Regions from separate parts of the Homo sapiens genome. Here region 1 is linked to region 2. The links are chromatin contacts, found by Hi-C or POLR2A ChIA-PET in ENCODE. All regions are on one chromosome and are shown on one strand. Each heading gives the region's core, a stretch centred on a gene start or an enhancer-like site at or near the end of the contact. The rest is flanking DNA. Distances are from core to core; before and after follow the strand shown. Region 1 holds the start of COL1A1 (collagen type I alpha 1 chain). Region 2 holds the start of SPATA20 (spermatogenesis associated 20).

Region 1 (3,809 bases), core at 1,310-3,809, 350 kb after region 2:
GAAGGCCCAGCCAGGCTGGGAGGAGACCCCAAGCACATTCTTCCTCTCACTGTCATACTGCAGAAATTAAAGACACATCTTCAGCCTGGGCACCCGCCAAGCGTTTTAAGTCGAAGAGTGGCAGGGGAGGCCTTGAGCCTCAGCTCCATGCCACGTGTAAAGGATGCTTGGAAACTGTCTGCCTCGGCCCCTGGGAGGAAGGCCTGGAACTGGACATTGGGGTGGTGGCTGTCACACGCCAGGCACACAAAACTCCAAAGCCAGGGATCCCCAAATATCCTTCAGAACCCCAGGCCCATGATGTAGCAACCCCCAATTCACACCTTGGAGGTTTCAACTCTTCTTTAAGATGGGCGTGGGAAAGCCTGGATGGGAAACATATGGGGAGGGGCGGGGAGCTGCAGGCAGGAGCCCTTCTTACTACGAAAACCCAAGAAGCAAGGAAGTGGACAGGTCACTAACCCTCATACTACCAAGCCCTGCGGCACCCTGCCCTAGACCACCACTCTAAATGTCTGTTCCCTCCAAAAACAGGACCCCTGTCGCCTATTAGGGAGGGGTTCTCTTGGAACTGACCCACAGTAGGGGGCAGGACTTTGGTGGGTTCAAGAACTGCCATCTCAGCACCTCAGCCCCCTAGTCCTGCCCTGCAGTCGCTGGCACTAGGCGGGGGCAGACCCTGGGCCACAAGTTGCTGCCACATGGTCGGGATAATTGATGAAGGTCCATCCCTCCATTGCTGTCTCCAGCCCTGCCTCTCTGGAAACTCTATATTTTCCCTTTAATTATAGCCCCTGCAGTCTCCCTCTGCTGCCCCACCCGCACCGCTCATCCTGGCTGCCCACGGCCAGCCGGCCAGCCGACGTGGCTCCCTCCCCTTCTGTTCCTTTTTTTTCCCCTTTGCCTTCGTTGCACAAAACCAGCTGGGGGAGGGCGTGGAGAGGGGCGGGGGGAGGCAATGGAATCTTGGATGGTTTGGGGGAGGCGGGACTCCCCGCTTCCACGTTTGCAGCTCTGGAGCACCCGGGGTGGGGAGCTGCACAGGAGGGAGAGAAATGAACAGGGCACTGCAAGGAGACCCCCAGGCCTTCTCTCAGCCCTACAGAGTTTCTCAGGACGAGGTAGATTGGGGTTGAGGCAGAGCCTTGTTGGGGGAATGGGACATGGAGGAAGAAAGGACGTGGAGTTCTAGAGCCATCTTCCTTAGATATAGCCTGCTGTCCTTCGGGTCCCCAGACCCTTTCAGAGTGTACAGATGATTCTCTCTGGTTCCTAAGGCATAGAGCAATGACCGGGATTTTCAAGAAAGAGATGAGGCAGTGGGAAGTAGCCCCTAAAACAAAGTCAATCATCCTCTGCAGCCCATCCCACACCCCCAAAGGAAAGTTTCACCCAGACACCCAAAATATCCCATACATCCCCAACACTGAGTCCAGGTACAACTGGAGAAGGGGCTTTATGCAGCTCCCAGAAAGACACCCCTTTAGCTAAGTGCCCTCCCTCCACCCAGGTTCTCTCTGGTTTGACTGTGCTGGGAAGGAGGGTCTCTAAGCAGCCCCTGGCCACAGCCATGGCAAACAAAACTCTTCTCTAAGTCACCAATGATCACAGGCCTCCCACTAAAAATACTTCCCAACTCTGGGGTGGAAGAGTTTGGGGGATGAATTTTTAGGGGATTGCAAGCCCCAATCCCCACCTCTGTGTCCCTAGAATCCCCCACCCCTACCTTGGCTGCTCCATCACCCAACCACCAAAGCTTTCTTCTGCAGAGGCCACCTAGTCATGTTTCTCACCCTGCACCTCAGCCTCCCCACTCCATCTCTCAATCATGCCTAGGGTTTGGAGGAAGGCATTTGATTCTGTTCTGGAGCACAGCAGAAGAATTGACATCCTCAAAATTAAAACTCCCTTGCCTGCACCCCTCCCTCAGATATCTGATTCTTAATGTCTAGAAAGGAATCTGTAAATTGTTCCCCAAATATTCCTAAGCTCCATCCCCTAGCCACACCAGAAGACACCCCCAAACAGGCACATCTTTTTAATTCCCAGCTTCCTCTGTTTTGGAGAGGTCCTCAGCATGCCTCTTTATGCCCCTCCCTTAGCTCTTGCCAGGATATCAGAGGGTGACTGGGGCACAGCCAGGAGGACCCCCTCCCCAACACCCCCAACCCTTCCACCTTTGGAAGTCTCCCCACCCAGCTCCCCAGTTCCCCAGTTCCACTTCTTCTAGATTGGAGGTCCCAGGAAGAGAGCAGAGGGGCACCCCTACCCACTGGTTAGCCCACGCCATTCTGAGGACCCAGCTGCACCCCTACCACAGCACCTCTGGCCCAGGCTGGGCTGGGGGGCTGGGGAGGCAGAGCTGCGAAGAGGGGAGATGTGGGGTGGACTCCCTTCCCTCCTCCTCCCCCTCTCCATTCCAACTCCCAAATTGGGGGCCGGGCCAGGCAGCTCTGATTGGCTGGGGCACGGGCGGCCGGCTCCCCCTCTCCGAGGGGCAGGGTTCCTCCCTGCTCTCCATCAGGACAGTATAAAAGGGGCCCGGGCCAGTCGTCGGAGCAGACGGGAGTTTCTCCTCGGGGTCGGAGCAGGAGGCACGCGGAGTGTGAGGCCACGCATGAGCGGACGCTAACCCCCTCCCCAGCCACAAAGAGTCTACATGTCTAGGGTCTAGACATGTTCAGCTTTGTGGACCTCCGGCTCCTGCTCCTCTTAGCGGCCACCGCCCTCCTGACGCACGGCCAAGAGGAAGGCCAAGTCGAGGGCCAAGACGAAGACAGTAAGTCCCAAACTTTTGGGAGTGCAAGGATACTCTATATCGCGCCTTGCGCTTGGTCCCGGGGGCCGCGGCTTAAAACGAGACGTGGATGATCCGGAGACTCGGGAATGGAAGGGAGATGATGAGGGCTCTTCCTCGGCGCCCTGAGACAGGAGGGAGCTCACCCTGGGGCGAGGTTGGGGTTGAACGCGCCCCGGGAGCGGGAGGTGAGGGTGGAGCGCGGCGTGAGTTGGTGCAAGAGAGAATCCCGAGCGCGCAACCGGGGAAGTGGGGATCTGGGTGCAGAGTGAGGAAAGCACGTCGAAGATGGGATGGGGGCGCCGAGCGGGGCATTTGAAGCCCAAGATGTAGAAGCAATCAGGAAGGCCGTGGGATGATTCATAAGGAAAGATTGCCCTCTCTGCGGGCTAGAGTGTTGCTGGGGCCGTGGGGGTGCTGGGCAGCCGCGGAGGGGGTGCGGAGCGTGGGCGGGTGGAGGATGAGAAACTTTGGCGCGGACTCGGCGGGGCGGGGTCCTTGCGCCCCCTGCTGACCGATGCTGAGCACTGCGTCTCCCGGTCCAACGCTTACTGGGGCAGGAGCCGGAGCGGGAAGACCCGGGTTATTGCTGGGTGCGGACCCCCACCTCTAGATCTGGAAAGTAAAGCCAGGGATGGGGCAGCCCAAGCCTCTTAAAGAGGTAGTCGGGCCGGTGAGGTCGGCCCCGCCCCGGCCCCATTGCTTAGCGTTGCCCGACACCTAGTGGCCGTCTGGGGAGCCGCTAGCGCGGTGGGAGTGGTTAGCTAACTTCTGGACTATTTGCGGACTTTTTGGTTCTTTGGCTAAAAGTGACCTGGAGGCATTGGCTGGCTTTGGGGGACTGGGGATGGCCCCGAGAGCGGGCTTTTAAGATGTCTAGGTGCTGGAGGTTAGGGTGTCTCCTAATTTTGAGGTACATTTCAAGTCTTGGGGGGGCCTCCCTTCCAATCAGCCGCTCCCATTCTCCTAGCCCCGCCCCCGCCACCCCACCTGCCCAGGGAATGGGGGCGGG
Region 2 (3,554 bases), core at 1-2,500:
AGGTATGGTGACTTCTCGTGGATCAGGCGGTTGGGGACCCTCTGGGGTGTAGATGAAGGATGGCTTCCTTTCCCTCCAGCAGGCATGGGCACTGAACTACTGACCGTCGCACTTCGGTCCTTGTCCCGGGAGGAGCTACCCCTGGCGAGGACTGGTGCATCAGGCAAGCCAGGGGCCTCCACCCACCTTCTCCCAGGCCCCCCAGCACCTGCTCCATTTCACTCAGCACCCCAGTAGGACCCCTGCTCCCAGCCCAACCCACCTTTCTGAACCATGGGGGAGACTGTGGCCTTTGTGCTCCCCCTTATGTTTTTTGGGGGGTGAGGAGAGGTGGCTCATTGGGGGCTCCTTGCCAGGTTAGTCTCCCCCAACCTCCTGGGCCTGGCGGTGGGAAGGATGGCTGTGAGGTCAGGGCGGGTCACAATGGGCAGAATGGTTCTTGGGGCTCCATTCTTACCCCTCCCCAGGCCCCTCCCCCGGCCCTTCCTGGAGCAGCTGCTTGGAGGCATCTCTCTGGCAGGCCTGGGTGTGGCCCCACTGGAAGGCAGCCTACTGTTGGTGGCTGGACAGGCCAAGATCAGTAGGGTCTGGGACTCGACCAGGTGAGGGACAAACAGAGGAAACCAGACATGGGGACTCCCTCACTCAGCGCCCACCTGCTGGGACTCCTGTGGGGCCAGGTCCTGGGCCAGACTCCAGGACACCTAGGGAATCAGAGACCTCAGGGAGTTCAGCCTGGAAGTGGGACTGCAGGCAGACCTAAATAACGAAAGGTCCATGCAGCAATAAAGGACTGTGACAGGGCACAGGGTACTATTGGAGAAAGGCCCTTGACCCAGCATCCAGCACTGGGGTGCAAGGAAGGCTTCCTGGAAGCAGTGTCAGAACAGTCCCTGAGGAGCTGGCACTGCACTGGAAGGAAGGGGAGAGGAGGGAAGGGATGAGGACGGGAGAGGAGGGGAGGAGGGCCTTACAGCCAGAGCCAGGTCTCAGGAGCAGACCGGAGGTGGGGTGGGGGAAGGGCCAGGCATGCAGGGGTGGTCCAGACTGGCACTGGGGACCGGTGTCCGGAAGACCCTCCACTGGGCCCGCAGGCAGGCGCAGGGAGTGCCCTAGGGGCCCGCTCGCCCGCCCGTACCTGCGGCTCGCGGCGAGGCCTGCACCGGCGCGGGGCAGCAGAAGGACGCGGCCCAACCAGGCCCGCGCGCCCAGCATGGCTGCTCGGGGCCGTGGGCCCGGCCGCTGAGGACAGGAAGGGAAGTCAGGAGGCTGCGAGGGGCGGGCCGGGCACCTACGGAGCCGCGGGCGGGTCTTCGCCGGGACTTGGGACAGTGTGGCTGGTCTCCGAGCGTCGCCCTGCGGCGGAGCGCAGAATTGCAGATCAGGCACCCGAGCCTTGGGAGGACCCATTCTGTGCATAAAACTGGGCTCTGCCCCTGCCTGGGGAGGACAGCCCTTCTCAAGGGAATAGGGAGAGTTGTGGGATCTAGGGCTGGGAGATGCTAGGGACATGGGATGCCAGAGCTTCAGCTCATTTTGTCCAACCCCTGCCCATTTTACAAATGAGAAATGAGATCCAAGGCGAAGGCGTACCTTGGCCAGGTCCACCAGCTAACAAGGTTTGCTTTTTGCAGCCTCCTCGTCTCTAGGTCCTACTCAAATCCTACCCACTCCAGGAAGTCTTCCTTAAATAATACTGATGAGCCCATTTTATGTCTCATAGGTTACACATGGCCTCATTGGCTACATTCAGCCAATATTTATTAAGTGCCTGCCGCCTGCCACTCTGCAAGGCACTGAGTATACAATGGTGGGCAGAGAGAAACAAGGCTCCTGCCCTCACATGGCTCACAGTCTGTTGAGAGCGGCAGATGCTAATTCGACAGCCATACCGATAAACACCCACGTGACAAGTCCGTGAGGGTATAACGTAACAAGTGACCTGATCTGGTGGAAGGGGCAAAGGATGAAGGCTTCCCTGAGGAAATCACATTTGTGAAGCCATGGAGAACGAGAGAAAGGAACTTGGAGGGTGCTCAGGGGGAGTGCTGGGGAAGGAGGCAGAGGTACAGTTTGTGCAAAGGTCCCGTGGCTTGTCAGTGAGTCCGGGCTGAGCAACTGCAGAAAGAGGGAAGACAGGCAGTAGATGAGGGCAGAGGCAAGATCTTGGAGACACTCGTGAACTGTAAGAAGGGGATTTTTATTTTTTGAGACAGAGTCTCGCTCTGTCACCCAGGCTGGAGTGCAGTGGTGTGATCTCGGCTCACTGCAACCTCCGCATCCTGGGTTCAAGGCTGGTCTCGAACTCCTGACCTCAGGTGATCCATCTGCCTTGGCCTCCCAAAGTGCTGGGATTACAGGCATGAGCCACCATACCCGACCCCATTTTTTTTTAGCCAGAGTCTCACTCTGTTGCCCAGGCTGGAGTGCAGTGGATCTTGGCTCTCTGCAACCTCCACCTCCTAGGTTTAAGCGATTCTTGTGCCTCAGCCTTCCAAGTAGCTGGGACTACAGGAGCGCGCCACCATGCCCAGCTAATTTTTGTATTTTTAGTAGAGACGGGGTTTCGCCATGTTGCCTAGGCTGGTCTCAAACTCCTGACCTCAAGCGATCCATCTGCCTCAGCCTCCGAAGTGCTGGGATTACAGGTGTGAGCCACCGTGCCTGGCCAGAGAAGGGGATTTTTGATGACAGTAGAAGCAAGCTATTGAAAGGCTTTAGTCAGGAGGGTTACCAGTTAGATCTGCGTTTTGGAAAGATCCCACCAGCTTCCCAGTGGAGAATGAACTGGAAAGGGGCAAGAGTGAAAGCAGGGGCAGATAGGAGGCTATAGCAGCACCCAGGGGGAGATGGGGGAGCAGAGATGCAGAGAAAGGGATGGGCTGGAAGTCGGTCAAGGAGGAAACGTCGTCAGGATGGGCGGCGACAAAGAAGGCGGTGTCCAGGGTGACTTGCAAGGTGGGGCCGTTCCCTCAAGAGAGGGCATGGGGTGGGGGTGGGGGGACAACTCATGGGGTTCATTGTGGGACCTGTGGGTTTGAGATGTGCACATGGAGGCAGAGATGACACTGCTTGGAGGACAGAGGAGAGGCTTCAGGAGAGAGGATTGGGGGTCTTGACTGTTGAGACCATGTGGGTGTGGAGCTGATCCAGGGAGACCATGCAGAGGAGCAGAGAAGAGGGCTCAGGTCCAGGCTTAAGTAAGCCTGTGAAAGACACAGATGGAGGCAGGGCATGGTGGCTCACGCCTGTAATCCCAGCACTTTGGGAGGCCGAGGAGGGTGGATCACCTGAGGTCAGGAGTTTTAGACCAACCTGACCAACATGGAGAAACCCCCATCTCTACTAAAAATACAAAATTAGCCGGGCATGGTGGCGCATGCCTGTAATCCTTGCTACTCGGGAGGCTGAGGCAGGAGAATCGCTTGAACCCGGGAGGCGGAGGTTGCGGTGAGCCGAGATTTCATGATTGCACCCCAGCCTGGGCAACAAGAGCGAAACTCTGTCTCAAAAAAAGAAGAAAGAAAGAAAGAAAGAAAGACACAGAAGGGAAG

Evidence for each region. A loop is a pair of places that touch in the nucleus more often than their neighbours do. ChIA-PET counts read pairs that join two places held with the same protein, here RNA polymerase II (POLR2A). Pooled maps may share reads with other maps.
Region 1: a pooled map shows a loop between it and region 2 (5-fold over the local background). The contact joins the promoter of COL1A1 here to the promoter of SPATA20 in region 2. A Hi-C loop is called at or near these places in 1 of 168 maps with a recorded cell type or tissue (mammary epithelial cell) and 7 of 50 pooled maps. POLR2A ChIA-PET finds 5 or more read pairs at or near these places in 2 of 52 experiments (CD4-positive, alpha-beta T cell and MCF 10A).

What each region holds. Positions count from the first base shown.
Region 1 is chr17:50,200,381-50,204,189 of GRCh38, reverse strand. COL1A1 (collagen type I alpha 1 chain) reads left to right here and starts at 2,559. Exons shown (of 51, transcript NM_000088.4): 1 at 2,559-2,779. The coding sequence starts at 2,677. RefSeq lists a silencer at 3,295-3,344.
Region 2 is chr17:50,544,870-50,548,423 of GRCh38, reverse strand. SPATA20 (spermatogenesis associated 20) reads right to left here and starts at 1,250. Exons shown (of 17, transcript NM_022827.4): 1 at 1,139-1,250; 2 at 657-704; 3 at 1-141. The coding sequence starts at 1,215. RefSeq lists a silencer at 971-1,240.